2 separate regions of the Homo sapiens genome follow, and region 2 is linked to region 1. Evidence: read pairs that join two places in POLR2A ChIA-PET (ENCODE). Cell type or tissue: PC-3. All regions are shown on one strand. Links, peaks and the distances in the headings refer to the core of each region. The heading gives the core; the rest is flanking DNA. Region 1 has its middle 48 kb from the start of TRH-GTG1-2. Region 2 has its middle 7.0 kb from the start of RNVU1-8.

Evidence for each region. ChIA-PET counts read pairs that join two places held together with the same protein. Peaks named below come from ENCODE experiments on the same cell type or tissue, not always from the same donor. Only the 100,000 strongest peaks of a DNase experiment are listed, where the experiment ranks them.
Region 2: POLR2A ChIA-PET joins it to region 1 with 6 read pairs; 5 of 35 experiments call an interaction of 5 or more read pairs at or near these places.

The regions. Positions count from the first base shown.
Region 1 is chr1:147,022,666-147,028,047 of GRCh38, forward strand. It overlaps the pseudogene LOC728989. Among named protein-coding and RNA genes, the nearest start is that of TRH-GTG1-2, 48 kb to the right of the region's middle. In PC-3, for the core only: no CTCF peak of the experiment used is centred there; no DNase peak of the experiment used is centred there.
Region 2 is chr1:147,089,109-147,094,490 of GRCh38, forward strand. No RefSeq gene overlaps it. Among named protein-coding and RNA genes, the nearest start is that of RNVU1-8, 7.0 kb to the left of the region's middle. In PC-3, for the core only: no CTCF peak of the experiment used is centred there; a DNase peak (open chromatin) is centred at 2,893.

The DNA of each region.
Region 1 (5,382 bases), core at 255-5,254:
CTGCCTTCTCCACACTCCTTCCTCTTCTTCTTTGGTTTCTTATCCAGGGGCCAGGGGGCTGGTGGGGAATGGGATGTATTTAGAGCTGCAATGAAAACAGCGACTGTGGGTCAGAGATGTCCCTCCAGGGACACTCCTCTAAGTTCGTGTCTATCCCAATTCACTATGTGGCTCCTGATTTTCTGGAAAAGCTGTGACATTGAGGAGACAGAACAGTATTGGAGGGCAGGAGAACTGGGTTTGAACCAAGAAAGGACACTGGTATCTTACCACTTTGCCAGGCAGCACAGGGATGTGGGTGCTTGGCAGGGCCGCTCTCCAGAACATGGTGAGGAGGGAAGCCGACTCCTCTAGGGCATGGTGCAGGGCACTGGTGCTGCTCCGAAGCTCATGAATGCCTTTGCTGCCTAGCACCTGGGGAAAGGTAACACCACAGGAGCGGAGAGATTACTTTCTTCCCCTTGCATGGGCTCAAGTTCCTTTGTGAGTGAGGCACAGAACATGGGCCTGCTTGAACCTGTGAAGCCGTCGCACAACCATTTGCAGCTCTCAGAACTAAGGTGTTGCTCCCTTTACCAGGAATGCCTTCCTCCACCTGCAGAACCCACAAGGCTTTCAAAACTCACCCCCCTTGCTATGTCCTCTATGAACCTGTTACCTTCCTTGCCTGAGATAAATGACCACATTTGCATTGGCGCTCTCACGGCACAGAGGATGACTTCTCATACTGTGCCTGTAGTCCCTTACTGTGCTTATCTACTTGAGTGTGTGTCTTGCCCTCTAGTGTGGGGGCTCCGTGGAGGCAGGGCTGTCCCTACGCACCTATGGGTCTCCAGCAGCTCAGACAGCACAGCCACAGGTTCCTGGTTTCTCTCACTGGCAAGGTGCTCTCAGAAGCTTTGCTGACTGCCTTCCCTCCCTCTATGCAGTCTGCACAAGGAAATGCCTTGGCTGCCAGGCTTCTCACCCCTTCCACACGTGGGGGCCATACACCTGCAAATCCTTCAGTTTCTGTCCATCCCATTGAGTCTACTCTGCCCACAGATGGTTCATGTGCCTGCATGACTGTGGTAGATAATAAGCTACCAAAGGCTGCTAGGCAATGCCACATGTTTCTGTGGGTTTGAGGGGAAATATCCAGTCAGCTACATATGGAACAGAGCAGAACTCACAGTGAAAATAGGAGATAGAGAAGAAAGGGCCTGGCTGCTATACATGGAAGAGGAAGCCTCAGCTCTGGAGAGATGCAAAGCATGAAAAAAAACAAAAATGGTGGGAGAAGGAGATAACATCAAAGGAAGAAAGGGCACAAGGAAAGAGTGCACCTAAAGCTACAGATGTGATTACCTCTGTGCCTTGGGCTTCAAGGCCAGGGAAGCTGCACGCTGATCTCACAAGAGACACTATCTTTTTGACCAGCAGCTTGCCCTCCGCAATCTGCTGTCTTAGGGCACTGTAGTCATCAATGTGGCCAATGACATGGCGGCCATGCTTACTGGCAAAGGAGCCATCAGTAGCATCACCCTCTAGCTTGGGAGGGGTCTTCATTACTGGAGAAGTATCCAAACCCAAGCCTGAAAAAGAAAATGACAACACAACAGAATCTTCTGTTATTCATAGTGATATCATCAGTTTACTCCAACTCAAAAGAGGTAGGAAACAAGAAAAGGACGAGGCCGGGAACAAGAAAGGAAGCCTTGGAATGTACAAGGGTGGGGCAAAGTCCATAGAGATCTTCTGGCTTCTATATTTTTATAATCTTTCTTACATTATCTCTTAATGATAAATTTGCCAGGAGACAACTTTTTCATTATTGGATAATGAAATAGGACAAATCACAATAAATAATAAGTTTCTGAGTAGAGAAGACACAGACAATTAAATCAAGCTGGATACAGAGAGCATTTTCAAGAATGGAGAGATTACGGTGCAATGAAGCAAAAACAGCAGTAGGAAAACTACAGGAGGATGAACAATGGCAAGAAAGGCAGCCACAGAAGGTGCAGGGAGTAGGGCTAAAGGACTTGGGGCATGCAGAGAAAACTCTCTAAATACAGATAATATGTTTAGAGACAACCAAAGGTTGTTTGCATTAATCTCTTTCCATCATCAGTCCCTGGGCCCTGTAGTTGCCATATTTACCATTTGTTCTGTTGATTATGGCCGTTTCTGAGCCAGAAGTAGAGGAAGCAGAGCTGGGGAGGACCAGAGCTTGGGAATTCATACCAACATCCCGGACTGGAGGGGACACAGCAGAATCTAGGGAGTAAAGGCAACCACAGTTTTCAGGAGCCCTGGAACACCCTGCATGTGAAGCACATGCACACCTAGCCGTCACCACTGAGGACTAATTTTCACCAAGACATTCCAGATAAATTCTTTCCACAACAACAAACTCATACTGGGGTTGAGTGGAAGCAAACATGGCTGTAACAAGTCTATTCACTTAACTTCTTTGAGCCTCAGTTTCCTTTTATATAAAATAAGGATGATAACACTTACCTAGTGGAGTTAGCAGATGCTTAAATGAAATTGCATATATGGTATGGCTAGCTCAGGGTCTAACAGGGAAGTCATTCAATGCCTGCTGTACTAGCTGCAGACCTGAGAAATACCAACAGCAGAATCCCATGTGGTGCTGCCAGGCACGGTGGCTCACGCCTGTAATCCCAGCACTTTGGGAGGCTGAGGTGGGCAGATCACGAGGTCAGGAGATCGAGACCATCCTGGCTAACACGGTGAAACCCCGTCTCTACTAAAAATACAAATAAATTAGCCAGGTGTGGTGGCGGGCACCTGTAGTCCCAGCTACTTGGGAGGCTGAGGTAGGAGAATGGCGTGAACCCGGGAGGCAGAGTTGCAGTGAGCGGAGATCACGCCACTGCACTCCAGCCTGGGTGACAGAGCCAGACTCCATCTCAAAAAAAAAAAAAAAAAAAAAAAAAAAAGCTGTAGAGCTAAGGTCTATGAATCCACATTTTACTTAAGTTCCACAGGTGATTCTTTTTTTTTTCTTTTTTGAGACAGAGTCTCACTCTGTTGCCAGGCTCGAGTGCAGTGGCAAGATCTCAGCTCACTGCAACCTCCAGCTCCTGGGTTCAAGCAATTCTGCTGCCTCAGCCTCCCGAGTAGCTGGGACTACAGGCACGCACCACCATGCCCAGCTAATTTTTGTATTTTTAGTAGAGATGGGCTTTCACCATGTTGGCCAGGCTGGTCTCGAACTCCTGACCTCAGGTGATCCGCCCGCCTTGGCGTCCCGAAGCGTTGGGATTACAGGCATGAGCCACCACGCCCGGCCCACGGGTGATTCTTAAGCATGCTAAACTGAGAACCCCTGAGCTAGAGGATGTACAGGAAATGGGTAATTCACAACTTGAAGGATCAGTAGTGGCCTATGCACATAGATCGGATTTCTCAGAATCCAGGAGTCTTGGAACCTAGAGCAGAGCTTGTCTGGTGTGTTTCTGGGAGGAAAATAGGACATAGCATACAGACAGACAATCTATGAGATAGTTTCTCAATAAAGAAAAAGGGGATAGGCATTTTACCGAAACTGGGATGTGAATGGGGGATAAAGAGGGCACATGTGTATATGGAAAAGGATATTTAATATTATGTTCTAACTTTATGTTTTAAAAAAACTGATGTTTCTAAATACAAACAAATAAAAGAAAAATTCAACAAAACTTTCTTGAAAGGAAGAACAATGCATTAGATTCTACCTTCTACAGTATCAGTGATTCTGTAGGTTGGGTGGAGGGTTGAACAAATCAGAGTTTCAGGTTAGTAACTCTGAGGACAAAGGAAAATAATCCACAGGGATATCTACAGAGGGTTTGATTGTAGGTTCAACAATAGAATCAAAAGAGATGTACTGTTCTTACCCATGACAACTCAATTACATTTACATATGCAAAAATTTAAGTAAAATAATATGCTTTAAGTAGAACTTAAGGAAAAAGTTATTATGATAATTCAGGGCAAAAGAATCAGCACTTAGAACAATCACAAGAATTTTTTAAAAATTGTTTGACAAAGTATGTAGTATAGAAGCAAGGTTTAGATGTTAGAAATTGGGAGCCACAGATATTATGCAACCTTGAGCAAGTCACTTGAAACTTTCTAGGCCTGAGTTTCCTCAGCTATGAAACAAGGACATGAGGCTAGATGCCTGGGCCCTTTTCAAAGTGCTAACATTATTCAGGGAAGTTTAAGTGGCATGTAACATGCAGGGAAACAACAGGGCATGATTTAGAAGTCGTACAGCTGTACTTTAAACAGGCAGTGATGATGATAGTCCTGGGAGCGAATGAATAAATGGATCAGCCCTACAGTATCAGCATGTTCTCCAAGGAGCTTTTGACAAAAAGCCATCAAAGACAGAGTGGCCAATCTAACCAATGAATGAGCTATCTGTGATTTCTGTAAAATTACTAAAGCAGCAGAGATGATTAAAATTGATACTCTATGATTGAAGGACTTATGAGCAGGAGCTGAGAGGAGGGGGAGGGGCCTCTACACAAACCCTGCCAAGCAGCCAACGCCGCAGCTACTGGAAGGTGGAGGTGAAGCCACCCTGCCAAGCAGCCAACCTCACTTTTTGGTAATTATCCTTGTGCTGATGCTGCCAGACAAACTCTCTCTACAAATCTCAGCATGTGGAAAAAACAGAGGCAGGAACAATTGCCCAGCACCTATTTCTCGAAGACACCCTTGAAGTTACTCATCAAAGTTTTAATTAAAGCAGAACTTATGGCTTTTCCTCAAATGGGAATTTGTTAACTTTTAGACTTTGTTATTGTTCATTTTGGGCCTCTGTGCAAATCTGATATCCTGTTTGAATGACATTGTTTTGTTTTTACCCTATTGCTTCATATCTGTCACAATGTTAAGTCAGTTCTCAACATTAAGGCATTAAAAATTAGCTTTTCTCAAATGCTCAGCATCACTAATCATTAGGGAAATGCAAATTAAGACCATAATGAATATCATCTCACACCTGTTAGAGTGGCATTTATCAAAAAGGTGAATGATGTGTTAGAGATAATGCAGAGAAAACGGAAAACACATTGTGAATAGGTATGTAAATTAGTACAGCTGGTGTGGAAAACAGTATGGAGTTTCCTCAAAAAACTGAAAATAGAATCTACCCTATGATCCAGTAATCCCATTTCTGGGTATATATCCAAGGGAACTGAAATGAATATGTTAAACGTATATCTGCACTCTCATGTTCATTACAGCATTATTCATAATAGTCAAGATGTAGGACAAACCTAGGTCCATCAGTAGATGAATGGGCAAATAAAATGTTGCAGATAATACACAATGGAATACTATTTAACCTTAAAATGTTGGGGGATAGGTCCTGTCATTTGT
Region 2 (5,382 bases), core at 120-5,119, 66 kb after region 1:
AACTTACTCATGTAACCAAATACCACCTGTTCCCCCAGAACCTCTGGAAATAAAATAAAAAATAAAACAAAATAAAATTGCCAAAAAAATTTAAAAAATGCTTTCAAATCAGTGACCTCAGCTTTACTTTAAGAAACTACAAAAGAACAAATTAATTTCCAACTAGGAAGAAAGTAAATTACAAAGGTAAAAATTAAAATCAATGACATAGTTTTGGGGGTAGGGAGTATGTTGTCATTCCATAATATTAGCATATAAATTCACGGTAGTTCTTCTCTGTGGCGCCTTCTGTTAACCGAAAGGTTGCTGGTTTGAGCTCACTTAGGAACAGAACCTACTCATAACCTATAAAGACTTTTGATCAGCTTTTATGTTTCAAGCAGCCACTTCATCCTGCAGCCCTCACTTCCTCCTCATGATTTCCTCCTTTCATCACCCAGGGTGTTCATGAAACTTCTCCCAGCAAACTCGTTTTCCCAGATCTTTACATGGTGCCACTGCTCACCTTGCACTCCCTGGAATGCAAAGGGTACCTTCACTCACCGCATCGACGCTCTAGATTCCAGGGGAACTGCCAGGGTCAGAGGCTGAAGGCACAGGCACTGAATCCCTTCCTCAAGCATGTGACATCAGAAGTCACCTTCTAAGTAACCATTTGCTCTCATTCCAGATTGTTGCATCTCAATATGCAATGTTCATCACAGGATCAGAGGACACCACAACCCTTTGATTTAGGGCTGTCTTGTCCTTACCTTTTTCTTTTCAACTAAATTTAAGTACAAAAATTTTACCATTGTAAATATGTGATTCAACTGTATGGAGTTTCTCAACGTGTACCATAATCCACTTTTAGAACATGTCCTTTACCTTCCCAAATTTTTCCACTGCCACTGTAGCAAATCCTACTCCCTCCTCTAACCTCATCCAACAATTTATGTTTTCTGTCTACAAATTTATCTTTTTCATATAAATGGCATGAAACAATATGTAGTCTTTTGTGACTAACTTGTTTCACTTAGCATAATGCTTTAAGATTCATCCATACTGTAGCAGGTGTCAGATTTTTTCCTTCTTATTGCTAAATAGAATTACATTGTACAGATAATGCCACATTTTATTTATCCATCTACCACTGGTGGACATTTCAGTAGGAGCTAGTTTTTGCTATTATGAATAATACTGCCAAGAACATTTCCAAAGAAGTTTTCTGTGCACCTGTATTTTCATTTATCTTGGATAGATTTCTAGGTGTGGAATAGCTGAGTAGTATGGCAAGCTTCTGTTTAACTTTTTAAAACACTGTCAAACTGGATTCCAAAGTGGTTGTATCCTTTTACATTCTTCCCAGCAATATATGAGGGTTCCATTTTCTCCACCTTCTCAGTAACAGTTGATGTTCTCTGTATTTTTTTTAACATAGCCACATTAGTGGGTGTAAAGTGGTATCTTATTGTTGTTTTAATTTGCGTTTCCATGCAAATCAACACTACAATGCAATACCACCTTACTTCTGCAAGAGTGGCCATAATCAAAAAATCAAAAAACAATAGATGTTGGCGTGGATGCAGTGAAAAGGGAACACTTCCACACTGCTGGTGGGAATGTAAACTAGTGCAACCACTATGGAAAACAGTGTGGAGATTCCCTGAAGAGCTAATAGTAGAACTACCTTTTTTTTTTTTTTTTTTTGGAGACGGAGTTTCGCTCTGTTGTTCAAGATGGAGTGCAGTGGCGCGATCTCCGCTCACTGCAAGCTCCGCCTCCCGGGTTCACGTCATTCTCCCGCCTCAGCCTCCCGAGTAGCTGGGACTACAGGCGCCCACCACCAAGCCCGGCAAATTTTTTGTATTTTTAGTAGAGATGGGGTTTCACCATATTAGCCGGGATAGTCTCCATCTCCTGACCTCATGATCCGCCGTCTCGGCCTCCCAAAGTGCTGGGATTACAGGCGTGAGCCACCGCACGCAGCCAGAACTACCATTTGATCCAGCAATCCTACTACAGGGTGTCTACCCAGAGGAAAAGAAGTCATTCTATGAAAAAGATATTTGCTCACACGTGTTTATAGCAGCACAATTCACAATTGCAAAAATGGGGAACCAACCCAAATGCCATAAATCAACAAGTGGATAAAGAAACTGTGGTTTAAGAAAAAAAAAAATATAGATAGATAGATAGATAGATAGATAGATATATGATGGAATACTACTCAGCCATAAGAAGGAATGAATTAATGGCATTCACAGCAACCTGGAGGGGATTGGAGACTATTATTCTAAGTGAAGTAACTCAGGAATGAAAAACAAAACATCGTATGTTCTGACTCATAAGTGGGAGCTAACCTATGAGGAGGCAAAAGCATAAGGATGACACAATGGACTTTGGGGACTCAGGGGGAAAGGGTGGAAAGGGGGGAGGGATAAAAGACTAAAATTTGGATTTAGAATATACTGCTCAGGAGATAGGTGCATCAAAATCTCACCAATCAGCTGGGAACGGTGGCTCACTCCTGTAATGCCAGCACTTTGGGAGGCCAAGGCCGGCAGATCACCTGAGGTCAGGAGTTTGAGACCAGCCTGGCCAATATGGCAAAACCTTGTCTCTACTAAAAATATAAAAATTAGCCAGGCATGGTGGCACGTGCCTGTAGTCCCAGCTACTTGGGAGGCTGAGGCAGCAGAATCACTTGAACCCAGTAGGTAGAGGTTGCAGTGAGCCAAAATTGCACCACTGTAATCAAGTCAGGTCTTGAACTCCTGACCTCAGGTGATCTGTCCACCTCAGCCTCCCAAAGTGCTGGGAATACAGGTGTGAGCCACTGCCCCTGGCTGCTAGGTTGCCCAAACTGGTCTTCAACTCCTGAGCTCAGATGATCCACCCACCTCGGCCTTCCAAAGTGCTGGCATTGCAAGCATGAGTCACCGCACCTGGTCAATTGTGTTGCTTTATGTTAAGTTGAAAAACTTCTTTAGGTATTGTGAATAGAATTGTTTTTTATTACATATTTAATTACAAATATTTGCTCCTAGTCTGTGGCTTATATATTTTTCTCTAAATAGTGTCTTTTGAAGCACAGAATTTTTAAATTGTAATAAAATCCAACTAATATTTTTCTCTTATGGCTTATGTTTTTTCTGTAGTGTCTTAGGACTCTTTGCTTAACTCAAAGTCACAAAGATTTTCTCCTATGGGTTTCTCTTGAAATTATATATTTTAGGTCTATCATTTAGGTCTGTGATCCATTTTGAGTTGATTGCTGTGTATGTGTGATCTTAGGCAAAGTCCCCTGGGGGAGTTTTGTCCAGATATTGGCAAGGAACTTGGTGGTAAGTGAAGTTTAAGAGTTATCATCCCCTAGCCCAGGAAACAGATTTCATACTCCTGCACCTGTTAGTGATTGGCTAAGTGCCTTGGGAGAGATGAATGGGATGTGTGGGTCCCTTACTCCCAGATATGTCCCATTCTTTGGGACCTGGGTATAAAGTGGCTCCAGTTCCCCAAGGATAGTTCTTCTCAGAAGAATCTTTGGAAGAAAAACACAGCAGCAAAAGCAGGGAAGGATTATACAGATGGGCTAATAGGGATCTCAGGTGATCTAGGTTGAGCTCCTACAGGGTCTCCTCCTAGGGTGGATAGAAAGGAGGATGGGCATCTCAATAACTCAGTAAACACACATCTTGGGAGTCCAGAGCAGATTGGAGGCGTTGCACAGGTTTGTAAACATTTTTACAAACATGAAAACAGTGGAGTTGTGTTTATGTGTGTGTTTGTTTTGCTGTGGCTGAGATAAGGTGTCTGGATCTGAAATTTAGACATACTCCCCACAAGGGAAGGACAGGGAAACTACCTAGCCTCCTGCAACAACAAGAGAGATTCTGAGCTCGGGCAGAATCCAAAGGGTGGGCTGGCATTATCTAAGCTCAAGCCAGGGACCCTACACTTTTATGATTTGTTGGATCTCCTATTTTTTGGTTACAGCTAGACCAGCAGCCAACTGCTAACACCCTGAGTATAGAAATAGACTAAGAAACATATTATTTGGACATACCACATTATCACCCTCACTATTAGTGGTGGTCCCACTGTAAATGGGAATGTGCATCTGAAATACTTAATTAACTTGAAATGGATTAAAACTTTGTAAATAAAAAAAATAAAAATCAATGTAAATTTAAAAAAATAAAAAAGTCTCCATTATTTTAGGAGGGTTATTTACCAAGATTAAGGATATGCCCAGAAAAGAACAGAGATCCACAGGAAAAACCGTGGCCCACTTTTTACCCAAAGAGGGTCTGGGGACCTCAATATTTAGTGGGAAAATGGCAGGTAGTGGGGAAAGAGGAAGACATTTTTTAAAGGGTGTGGGTAGATACGAGGCAAGTTGTTGCATCTGGTTGCAATTCTTTTGAGTCTTTGATCAGCTGTTTACATGTGGGGGGTGGGTGTAAATACTCAATCACTTAGTATTTGTCTCGCTCAGTGAATCTGCATTTTTACATAGGATAATGTAAACATAGGACAGAGAAAGCAATTACATATGTGTTTGTCCAGGTGAGCAAGGGGATGACTGAGTGTTTTCCTTTGTCCTGTACCTATGAAGAGAAGCTATCAATTTACATTGTCAGGTTGAAATTTAACAGGACTGTTTTAGGGTAAAGATCTTGGGGCCCACAAGGAATGTCGCTGTGATCAAATTGTGAGAAAGTTATGTAGCTTTATATTTGTATTCTATTCTATTCCACTTATTATTTTTATTATTTTTATTTTACCTATTCTATTTAGGAATAAAATGGGAGGCAGGTTTGCATGACCCAGTTCCCAGCTTCACTTTTTCTTTTAGCATAGTGAGTTTGGAGTGTTGAGATTTCTTTTCCTCTCACAACTTTTTTTTTTTTTAAGATGGAGCCTCACTCTGTCACCAGACTGGGTTGCAGTGGTGTGATCTCGGCTCACTGCAACCTCTGCCTCCCAGGTTCAAGTGATTCTCCTGCCTCAGGCTCCTGAGTAGTTGGGAATACAGGCTTGGGCCACCAGGCCCAGCAAATTCTTGTATTTTTAGTAGAGACAGGTTTCACCATGTTGGCCAGGCTAGTCTCAAACTCCTTACCTCAGGTGATCCAACCCCTTCGGCCTCCCTAAATTCTGGGATTACAGGCATGAGCCACCACGCCCAGCCTCCTTTCAAAACTTCAGTGTAAGATGTGAAACATTAACATTCCTAGAAGAAATCATAGAGAAAAAGGTCTTTGACATTGGTCTTGGAAATGATTTTTTTGCATATGGCACCAAAAGTACAGGAAATAAAAGCAGAACTAGGCAAGTGGGATTGCATTAAACTAAGCTTCTAAACAGCAAAGGAAACAATAAAAAAAAAAAAAGAAA